Linked DNA regions of Homo sapiens: region 1 is linked to region 2. A link is a contact called in ENCODE Hi-C or POLR2A ChIA-PET data. All regions are on one chromosome and are shown on one strand. Each heading gives the region's core, a stretch centred on a gene start or an enhancer-like site at or near the end of the contact. The rest is flanking DNA. Distances are from core to core; before and after follow the strand shown.

Region 1 (5,086 bases), core at 2,387-4,886, 91 kb after region 2:
GAGGGTCAGGAGACACACAAGCTTGTCTGAGCAGTTACTAAAGACCTCCAGTCAGAACGCCGCAGTGAAGACAAGGACAGTGTCTGGGGTGGGACCCTGGTATAACACAGGTTTCCACATTTCCCAGATGACCCCTGAGGCACTGGGGATACAATCGGATACAGATTTCTGAGCCTACCCCCAGACTAGGTTGATGAGCATCCCAAGAGAGGATTCTAGGGTTCTGTCATTCTACAAAGCGACCCCGGTGGTTCTAACCACCAGGCAAGCTTGGGCAAAACAGACAGCATGGGGGAGCAAACCAGGTGCAGCCAGGTGTGACCTCAGAGAAGCCCTTCTACCTCCCTGAGTCTCTGCTTCCATCTGTCCACAGTTACCACCCATCCGGCAGCATGGATAGGGGATGAAGCGGGAAACGAACATGAGAGCACCTGATGTGTCGCAGGTGATCAATATATCAATGCTGCCTTTCCCTCCTGCCTGGGCAGTGCAACCCAACCCAAGGGAAGCCTTGCAAAGCCTTCTCCAGCTCCTCCCAGTTCATGCTTGGAAAGACTAGAAGACAGCACCACCCGATATGCCCCTGGCTAGTTTTTTTTTTTTTTTTTTTTTTCTTTTCTGAGACAGAGTTTCACTCTTGTTGCCCAGGCTGGAGTGCAATGCTGCGATCTCGGCTCACTGCAACCTCCGCCTCCTGGGTTCAAGCAATTCTCCTACCTCAGCCTCTCAAGTAGATGGGATTACAGGCGCCTACCACCACGCCTGGCTAATTTTTTGTATTTTTAGTAGAGACGGGGTTTCGCCATGTTGGCCAGACTGGTCTCAAACTTCTGACCTGAGGTGATCCACCCACCTCAGCCTCCCAAAGTGCTGGGATTACAGGCATGAGCCACCGCGCTCAGTGCCCCCCCACCGGCTACTTTCTGATCTTGGGTTCATCTCTTCTCCTTGACTAAAGTGGAGCTCCAGGCAAGGCCTCAACTTTCCTTGTGTTTTTTGTTTTGTTTTGTTTTTAATATTTTGTAGAGACAGGGTCTCACTATGTTGCCCAGGTTGGCCTCAAACTCCTAGGCCCAAGCGATCCTCCTGCCTCGGCCTCCCAAAGTGCTGGGATTACAGGCATGAGCCATGGTGCCCAGCCCCCTGTGTTTTCTTTTTAGGCCCCACTCAGGGCAGGGCCAGGAGGAGATGCCTGCTCTGTCACGGCTGACTCAGGAAGAGCTGCTTCCCAGCAAAGGTGCCGCCAGGCACGTACTTACTCCTTTACAAGTTTATCCATAAAACCGTGAGCTCCACTTGACTGTCAGCCAAGAGCTGCAAAGAGCGGGCCCACAGTCTACTAGGACATTTTTGTTTGGCGAGCAGTGTTTTTTGTTCTGTTTGTGCTCATGCTTAATTTGAATGTCTTTCAGGTGTGCATGCTTTGCCACAGACCTCACCACTCTGTCGCCTTATACCCTGTCAGTTTCATATACTAGCCTTACCTTCCCTGCCCCTAACCGTACATCCTTACAGTGTAAGCTCACTAAGCATGGGAGCTGCCTAAAGCTTTGTTGTCTCTATCTCCTAGAACTACAGCTGGCACACAGATGCTCGAGCAATGCTGAATGAGTGAAGAAATGAATCTGCAGGGGGAGCTTAACAGGGAGGAATAACAAGGACAACTGAAACTGAGGGGCAATCCCTAGATTTCACTCCACTCACTAGTTCCAGTTCTTCCCCCTGCTGCTGCTTGTACTAACAGGGAACACCAACACGCATTTGAATTCTCTCATCTCTCTTTCTCTGAAGGGCAGTAGCCAAAAGGCTGCCTGTTCCTCTGGTAAGTGCTGAGAGCTGACTATGAAATGAGCAGGGGTCAGGAACTCAGGAAAGCTGGATCCCAGGCCTGGCTCCATCACTAACAGCTCTGGGACCCGGAGGAAAGCACCTTGCTTCTAGTTCTTCTTCTGCAAAACAAGAGCCAGAAGCCGGTTGAGCCTGGCTCAGCCCTGTGGTCACTGAGGACGAAGCTCTGGCTGTGTCCCCAGGGAGCTGATCTTTCAGGCTTCTACCACCCGCTCTCCTGACCACCCCGAGAGGTGCGTTAGGCTAAAGAGCAGACAAGGTATTGGAATGGCATCAAGAGACTGGGGAGACTCCCTGCCACCTGCCAGCAGTAGCCCCATGCTCAGAGTACACCTGGGCAGTGAGGCCCTCCAGTGAAGAGGGCAGGCAGGAGCAAAGGGGACACGCCCACTGACTTGGCAGGCAGGATGCTATCTGGATGGAGACCACAAAGTGACCCTGGCCACATGGCCTTGTTATGGAACTGCCCTGGGCCTCCGTTCCCTATCGGTATGATGGAGAAGAGAGCACCCACCTCACAGGGGAGTTTGGAATTACATAAGACGATGGGTGCGAGTGCTTGGTCCAGCGCCAGGCATGCCTGGTATGCAGTAAGAGCTCATTAAACACTGGTTGGGAATTATGGCACAAATGGAGCGGGCCAGGTGGGGCCAGGCTGCAGGACTCGCTGAATCTTATCTCACTGAAGCTCCCCTCAACGGTTCTCAAGTCCTCTTCGAAAACATAGATGTCTGAGCTTCAGCCCGGTCTTGCTAAGTCAGAATCTCTGGGGCAGGGCCTGGAGAACCTGAATTTTCAACCAGCTTCAGAGCCAAATCCACAGCTGAAGCTAAGGGAAGACTTGGGATGAGATTCCTGGAGGGCAAAGGAGAAACTGACAGATGCAGCAGGCAAGAGCTGTCCCTCCCACCGCCTGTCTTGTGGGGACCCACCGATGTCAGTGGCCAGCTGCTTGGCAGAGTGTGGGCTCAGCTCAGGGATCTGTAGGATCGCATCACAGTAGGTCTGCATTGTGGCTCTGGCGATCGAGCCCAGCCAGTTGTCAGCCATGTTGTCCAGCTCGGGCAATTCATCCCCTGAAAAGAAAAGGAGGTCACCAAGGAAAACACAGGCCTGCAGTAGCTGCTGAATGCACCAAAGTACCAGGAAGCTTCTGATCTCAATGGCAAACACAGGAAACCGAAAACAGTTACATCTTAGGGCCAGGTGCAGTGGCTCATGCCTGTAATCCCAGCACTTTAGGAGGATGAGGCAGGCGGATCATTTGAGGTCAGAAGTTCGAGACCAGCCTGGCCAACATGGTGAAACCCCCGTCTCTGCTAAAAATACAAAAATTAGCCAGGCGTGGTGGTGCGCGCCTGTAGTCCCAGCTACTCAGGAGGCTGAGGCAGGAGAATTGCTTGAACCCAGGAGGCGGAGGTTGTGGTGAGTCAAGATCGCGCCACTGCACTCCAGCCTAGGTGACACAGCAAGACTCTGTCTCAATAATAACAATAATACAGAATACAAAGTTACATACAAAATACCATCTGCTTACAGAGCAGAGCCAGAAGGCACAAGCGAAAGTGGAAATACCAGTGCGTTCCGCAGTGGGATGTGGTTATAGATTTTTCAAGTTGTGATATTGTTTTAGATACAGCATGTGTACAAAAAGTACATGTTAGAAGGTTAAAAAAAAACAGGACTTGGTGACAAATGAGCCCAAGGATAAGGTGTCATCTGGAGTTTCTACCCTGGAAACTGACAGCTTGACTTGTAACATCGCCAGAAACGGTCCCCGCTTACCCTGCTCAGGAGGAAATGGCAGCTTTCCAGCGTGCAATGCCAACTCTAAGGCAGAGTCCTCCTGAGTCACAAATGGCTCAAGATTCAGGGGGAGGGACATGATGTACTGCCCGATCTGAAACAAAAGAAAGCGCTGTTAGCCTGACATTGACACATACGGGTTATTACTTTATGGGTACATTTGTGTGAAGGCAAACGGCAGAGAGACAAAATTGCTAGACCTCGGGTGATCCCAAGTCTGATCTTTCTAGTATGTGGCGATGCTTGTTATGGCAGTACCCTAAAAAAGAATCACTGGTAGCTTGCATATAGATTATAGATTCATCCTTCTTATAATGACCTCAATATTTTTGAAATGCATTCAACACAATCTCTATCTCCAATGAAGTAATGGATATCAAAATGCTTTGTAAAATTTGAAGCATTGTGTAAATATAAGTATTATTACTGTTCATAGGTGAAAAACCAGTAAGATACTAGTGTCAGAATGTGTGGGGCCAAGCAAGAATTCAAATCCTGTCTTCTGAGGCCAGGCACAGTGGCTCACACCTGTAATCCCAGCACTTTGGGAGGCCGAGGCGGATGGATCTCCTGAGGTCAGGAGTTCAAGACCAGCCTGGCCAACATGGTGAAGCCCTATCCTACTAAAAGTACAAAAATTAGCCGGGGATGGTGGCAGGCACCTGTAATCCCAGCTACTCGGGAGGCTGAGGCAGGAAAATCACTTGAACTCGGCGGGGGCGGAGGTTGCAGTGAGCCAAGATCATGCCATTGCACTGCAGCCTGGGCAGACTCTGTCTCAAAAAAAAAGAGACTCTGTCTCAGAAAAAAAAAAAAAAAACCTGTCTTCTGGATTTGGATCTGATTCTCTCCCTCCTAGATAATTTAACCAGAAGAAGAAAGGAATTCTGTTTGAAAAAAAGCCATTTATAACTATAAATTACTTTGGAGAAAAAACTATATTGTTTTCATAATATAAACTCTTGAAACTAAAGATAGACAAAACCTTGGCTGGTGGGGAATTGCAAAAGGTCATTTGCAATTGTCCTAAAAGACATTTAGGACATGCCCACAATTAGCACAGTCTTGGTCATGTGTTTGTCAGATATCCACGTGATGCCAAGAGTGTATTTTAGACCACTGTTTCCTATTTCTATTGTAATTCATTGTTTTGTGTTTTAAGGTTAAGTATGTGTTTTGTTTCAAAATAAGGGGGTTGACTTTTCAGGTTTCAAAATGATAATATATGTTTTTAAAAGGTCTTTCTGCCTGTTGTTGTTTTTTTTTTCTTCCTGCTACATATTCATTCCATGACATTCCTGTCACTGTTAATTAACTCTGTAAACTAAAAGTCAGGAGACTATCAAAGCAAGAGCTTCTCAATCTGGCCTCACACATGTCTACGTAACAGCGGGCTCCTTTCAGGGTGTAGTGTCCAGAAGTTAACACAGAC
Region 2 (4,879 bases), core at 1,669-4,168:
TAATAGTCAAATATCAACAATTTTATATGGTCACAACCAAATACACCTGGGAAGCATTGATTTTCAAAGTGAGGTCCACAGACCCCTGGGAGGTCCCAGAGATCCTTTCAGGAGAAACTGTGAGGTCAAAATCACTTTCATAAGAATCCTAAGATGTTATTTGCCTTTTTCACCTGTGGACATTTTCCCTGACAGTGCAAAAGCAATGGTAGGTCATCACTGGTCATTACAGAAATGCAAATCAAAACCACAATGAGATACCATCTCACACCAGTTAGAATGGCAATCATTAAAAAGTCAGGAAACAACAGATGCTGGAGAGGATGTGGAGAAATAGGAACGCTTTTACACTGTTGGTTGGAGTGTAAATTAGTTCAACCATTGTGGAAGACAGTATCGCGATTCCTCAAGGATCTAGAACAAGAAATACCATTTGACTCAGCAGTCCCGTTACTGGGTATATACCCAAAGGATTATAAATCATGCTGCTATAAAGACACATGCACATGTATGTTTATTGCGGCACTATTCACAATAGCAAAGACTTGGAACCAACCCAAATGCCCATCAATGATAGACTGGATAAAGAAAATGTGGCACATATACACCATGAAATACTATGCAGCCATAAAAAAGGATGAGTTCATGTCCTTTGCAGGGACATGGATGAAGCTGGAAACCATCACTCTCAGCAAACTGACACAGGAACAGAAAACCAAACACTGCATGTTCTCACTCATAAGTGGGAGTTGAACAATGAGAACACATGGACACAGGGAGGGGAGCATCACACACCAGAGCCTGTCAGGGGGTGGAGGGCTAGGGGACGGAGAGCATTAGGAGAAATACCTAATGTAGATGATGGGTTGATGGGTGCAGCAAACCACCATGGCACGTGTATACCTGTGTAACAAACCTGCACGTTCTGCACATGTATCCCAGAACTTAAAGTATAATAATAATAAATAAAAAAGACTGAAAAAAAAAGCAATGGTGGGTCAAGTTATATGAAGCTGAATTTACTTCATTTACTTCAACTAAAACAACAGATTGCAGCCGACTGAATACGAGAATCCAGCTGTCTCTTATTAAGCCAAGCATTAAAGAGATTTGCAAAAATGCTAAACAGTGCCCTTCCCACTGATTTTTTTTTTTTGAAAAATATTTTTCAGCCAGGCATGATGGCTCACACCTGTTATCTCAGCTCTTTGGGAGGCTGAAGTGGGAAGATTGCTTGAGGCCAGGTATTTGAGACCAGCTTGGGTAACACAGCAAGACTTTGTCTCCAGAAAAATAAACTTTTTTTAATTAGCCGGAAGCAGTGGCACACACACCTTGTAGTCCCAGCTAAGGCAGGAAGATGGCTTGAGCCCAAGAGTTTGAGGCTGCAGGGGTCACACCACTGCGCTCTAGCCTGGGCAACAAATTGAGACCCTGTCTCTCTTTACCAAAAAAAGAAAAAAATTGTAAAAAAGCCTTTTATTTATGTCAACAAGTAGTGGGTTTATTATAGTGTAATGCATTAATAAATATTTTTAGGTATCAGTTTTAGTTTCTCATATGGAAAGTATCATTATATAAACAAAATAACATATATGTGTTAAAAACACGTGTGTGTGTGTGTGTGTGTGTGTGTGTATTCCACATAAACAAAAAGTCTCAGGTATTCTGTAATTTTTAAAAGTACAGAAGATTCCTGGCTGGGCATGGTGGCTCACACCTGTAATCCCAACACTTTGGGAGCCCGAGGCGGGTGGATCACTTGAGTCCAGGAGTTCCAGACCAGCCTGGCCAATATGAAGAAAACCCATCTCTACAAAAAACACAAATTAGCCGGGCATGGTGGTGCATGCCTGTAATCCCAGCTACTAGGGAGGCTGAGGCAGGAGAATTGCTTGATTCCGGGAAGTGGAGGTTACAGTGAGCTGAGATGACACCACTGCACTCCAGCCTGGGCAACAGAGTGAGACTCTGTCAAAAAAAAAAGAAAGAAAGAAAGAAGAAAGAGAGAGGTAGGGAGGGAGGGAGGTGGAGAGAGAGAGAGAGAAAGAAAGGAAAGAGAAAGAAAGAAAAGAAAAGAAAAATACAAAAGATTCCTAAGACCAAAAATTTTGAGAATGACTGCATTAAGACAATCTATGGAGAAATATACAGGAAACTAAGTGTTAAGGATATTGGCAAGAAAGTGGCTGAAATGATAGTCCTGAAACCTTGACTTGATGAGAAGAGAAAAGAAAAGGAAGGGAAGATTCGAGGAAATGCGCAAGGCCCGCCAGTGCCCTGAGGCTAGAGCACAGGTGTAGTGGGCACTCCAGAGGGGGCCAGAGTTCCCAATCTCGGGGTGGGCTGTTTGAATTTCTAATGCAAAGATAGGACCTATCGGGGATGACTGAGATCTGGGAGGTCTCCACCTTGGTGGAGGTGGAAGAGGCGGAGGGAAGAACGTTCCTGGGAAAAGTGGCTGCATATGTCCCCCTAAAGTCACCAACTTGCCCAGAGGACACTGTGTCTGCAGGGGTGTGGATGTGATGGGGGCGCGCCTGTACTGGTGAGCGCGATGCTTCGCCTAGGTGAACGGGACAGGTACACGCGTGGGGTGGGATGGAGTGTTCATATATGTGGCTTGTGATATGTACTGAGGGGACGTGGGGTACACTCGGATGAGGGGTCTGTGGACATATTCGTGGCGCATGTGGGTATCGCTGGTGTCCCGAGGTGGGGAGGGAGAATGCGGAGCGCGTGCGTGCGGGGGGCGTCCAGTGTCCCTGAACCTGGCGTGTGGGGGCTGGAGCTTATTGGGAGGCGAGGGAGGTGGCCAGGGGAGCCGGGACCGTGCGTGTGGCCAGGCCGGTAGCGCCCAGTAAGCTCCACCCGCGGGCGCTCCCCGTGCTTCCCCGCCCCTGAACCTGCTCCCTCCCAGTCGGTCTCGCCGCGCTCGCCGGGTGTCCCAGTGTCACCAACACTCGGCCGCCGCCGCCAGCTTGGCGCGCACCGCCGCCTCCGCCACCGCCGACAGCGCGCATCCTCCGTGTCCCCGCTCCGCCGCCCGAGCAGGTATGACGGCGAACCCTGGCTCGCACCCGGTCTCCCGCGCGCTGCCCGGAGTCCCTGCGCGCGCGCCTTCTCCTGCCCAACCCCGGCCCGCGAGCTCCTGTCCCGGCCTCAGTTTCCCACGGGAGGGCGCTTGGGTGCCTGTCTGAGGCGCCTGGGACCCGGCCTGGGGACTGAACGGGTTGGGGGCGGAGGGGAGAGCTGGAGGCTGGGAAAAGCCCCCAGGGTGCAGAAGGCAGACGGGGCCAGGGTCCCCGGCGTGTCTGGGACCTCAGAGACGGCGGCAAAGTCCTGGCATAGAGTGGGCGGGGCAAGAAGTTGTTCAAGAGGTGACAACAATGAAACTCGAGAGCGCTTTCTACGTGCTGGGCACAGCTCAGCAGAGCGCCTTGCTCAAACGACCTAACTTCGCTCACAGGGCATCCCTGTGGGGTGGTTCTCTTGCTGTCCCCATTTTGCAGAGGTGCAAACTGAGGGTCAGAGGGTGGGGAAGCTTCCCTACGTCCCAGGAACAAGTTGCTGAGCTCAGATTTGAACCCAGGCAGTCCGACCCTGGAGCCTACCTCGTGGGCTGTCAGTGGCGTCCGGGGAACGTGGGTTTCATTTGGGGTGATGTGGTGGAGGAGGCCAGATCCGAACGCCCTGCAGTTGTCTGCGCTGAGGATTCTCAAGTGCTAAGTTGATGTCTGGACAATGTCATATGACTTAGGTGTGCTGTGGAGGGAAAGGGTCTGGGATATAGTACAGGGACATTCTCACTCTAGCGTGGAGGGGGAAAATGAGGCACAGAGTTTAGGGAGGAAGCAGCAGAGACCTCCAGTCCACAAAAGGCACATCTTCCCACTCACCTCCACCAGGGAGTAGGGGCAGAACAACCAAGACTGGCTTTGGTCCCTGGCAGCCCAGCTCTCACAAAGCCGGGTGGATGGGTCTGAAAGCTCCCAGAGACCTGAGCACCCCTGTCTCAGATCCCAGCATCCGTGAGTGACCCAACCTGCCTACCCATTGAGCTGTGTAATTCCATGCAGAACACAGGGATCCATTCTTCTTCCTCTGTAATCTTCCACCCCTGCCCTCCCAGCTCCCCAAAGGTAAACACCTTCATAATTTGGAGTGTTTCCTTCTAGACCCTTTCCCCCACCTACACAGTCATATATACAGAGCCATAGAAAATATGTAAAATACTTAGTAATGTAGTAATGTTGTAGGTGGATATTTAATAGAAATGATGCAACCCTTGGGAGGCTGAGGAGGGCGGATCACTTGAGGTCAGGAGTTTGAGACCAGCCCAGCCTACATGGTGAAACCCCATTTCTACAAAAAAAAAAAAAAAAATTAGCCGGGCATAGTGGTATGTGCCTGTAATCCCAGCTACTCAGGAGGCTGACGCAGGTGGATCGCTTGAACCCAGGAGGTGGAGGTTGCAGTGAGCTGAGATGGCACCATTGCACTCTAGCCTGAGTGAAAGAGCAAGACTCTGTTTCAGAAAAATAGAACTAGAAGTAGAAATGGTACAACCCACCTATGTCATTCTGCAACTTGAGCCCTCTCATCACCAGTTATCCATGCTGCTGCATATAAACCCAGCTTATTTATTTAAACTGCTGCATGGATTCCCGCCGTGGATAATGCCTACCGATGGGAATTTAGGTGACAAAAATTTTCAGGTTGGTTTTTATTTCAGCATCTTCTATAAATTGTTATCTCTGGGTTAAGTTCAATTTATTTTTCTTTATCCTAAACTAACTTCACAGGATCTGAATTTAGGGGATGAGGTCCTCTCTTTTCCACTGCTCACATACGGACCCATGAATGCATGCACACACAC

What was found. A loop is a pair of places that touch in the nucleus more often than their neighbours do. ChIA-PET counts read pairs that join two places held with the same protein, here RNA polymerase II (POLR2A). Pooled maps may share reads with other maps.
Region 1: a map of posterior vena cava shows a loop between it and region 2 (2.8-fold over the local background). The contact joins the enhancer-like site here to the promoter of SCNN1B in region 2. A Hi-C loop is called at or near these places in 1 of 168 maps with a recorded cell type or tissue (posterior vena cava) and 1 of 50 pooled maps. POLR2A ChIA-PET finds 5 or more read pairs at or near these places in 2 of 52 experiments (GM12878 and MCF 10A).

What each region holds. Positions count from the first base shown.
Region 1 is chr16:23,389,600-23,394,685 of GRCh38, forward strand. COG7 (component of oligomeric golgi complex 7) reads right to left here. Exons shown (of 17, transcript NM_153603.4): 15 at 3,634-3,748; 16 at 2,781-2,924. Among named protein-coding and RNA genes, the nearest start is that of COG7, 61 kb to the right of the region's middle. Within about 2 kb of position 3,637, at least 11 of the 41 ENCODE cell types and tissues checked have a DNase peak (open chromatin) inside an H3K27ac peak, as active enhancers do.
Region 2 is chr16:23,299,384-23,304,262 of GRCh38, forward strand. It overlaps SCNN1B (sodium channel epithelial 1 subunit beta), which reads left to right and starts at 2,919. Exons shown (of 13, transcript NM_000336.3): 1 at 2,919-3,054. RefSeq lists enhancers at 2,117-2,634, 2,635-3,151.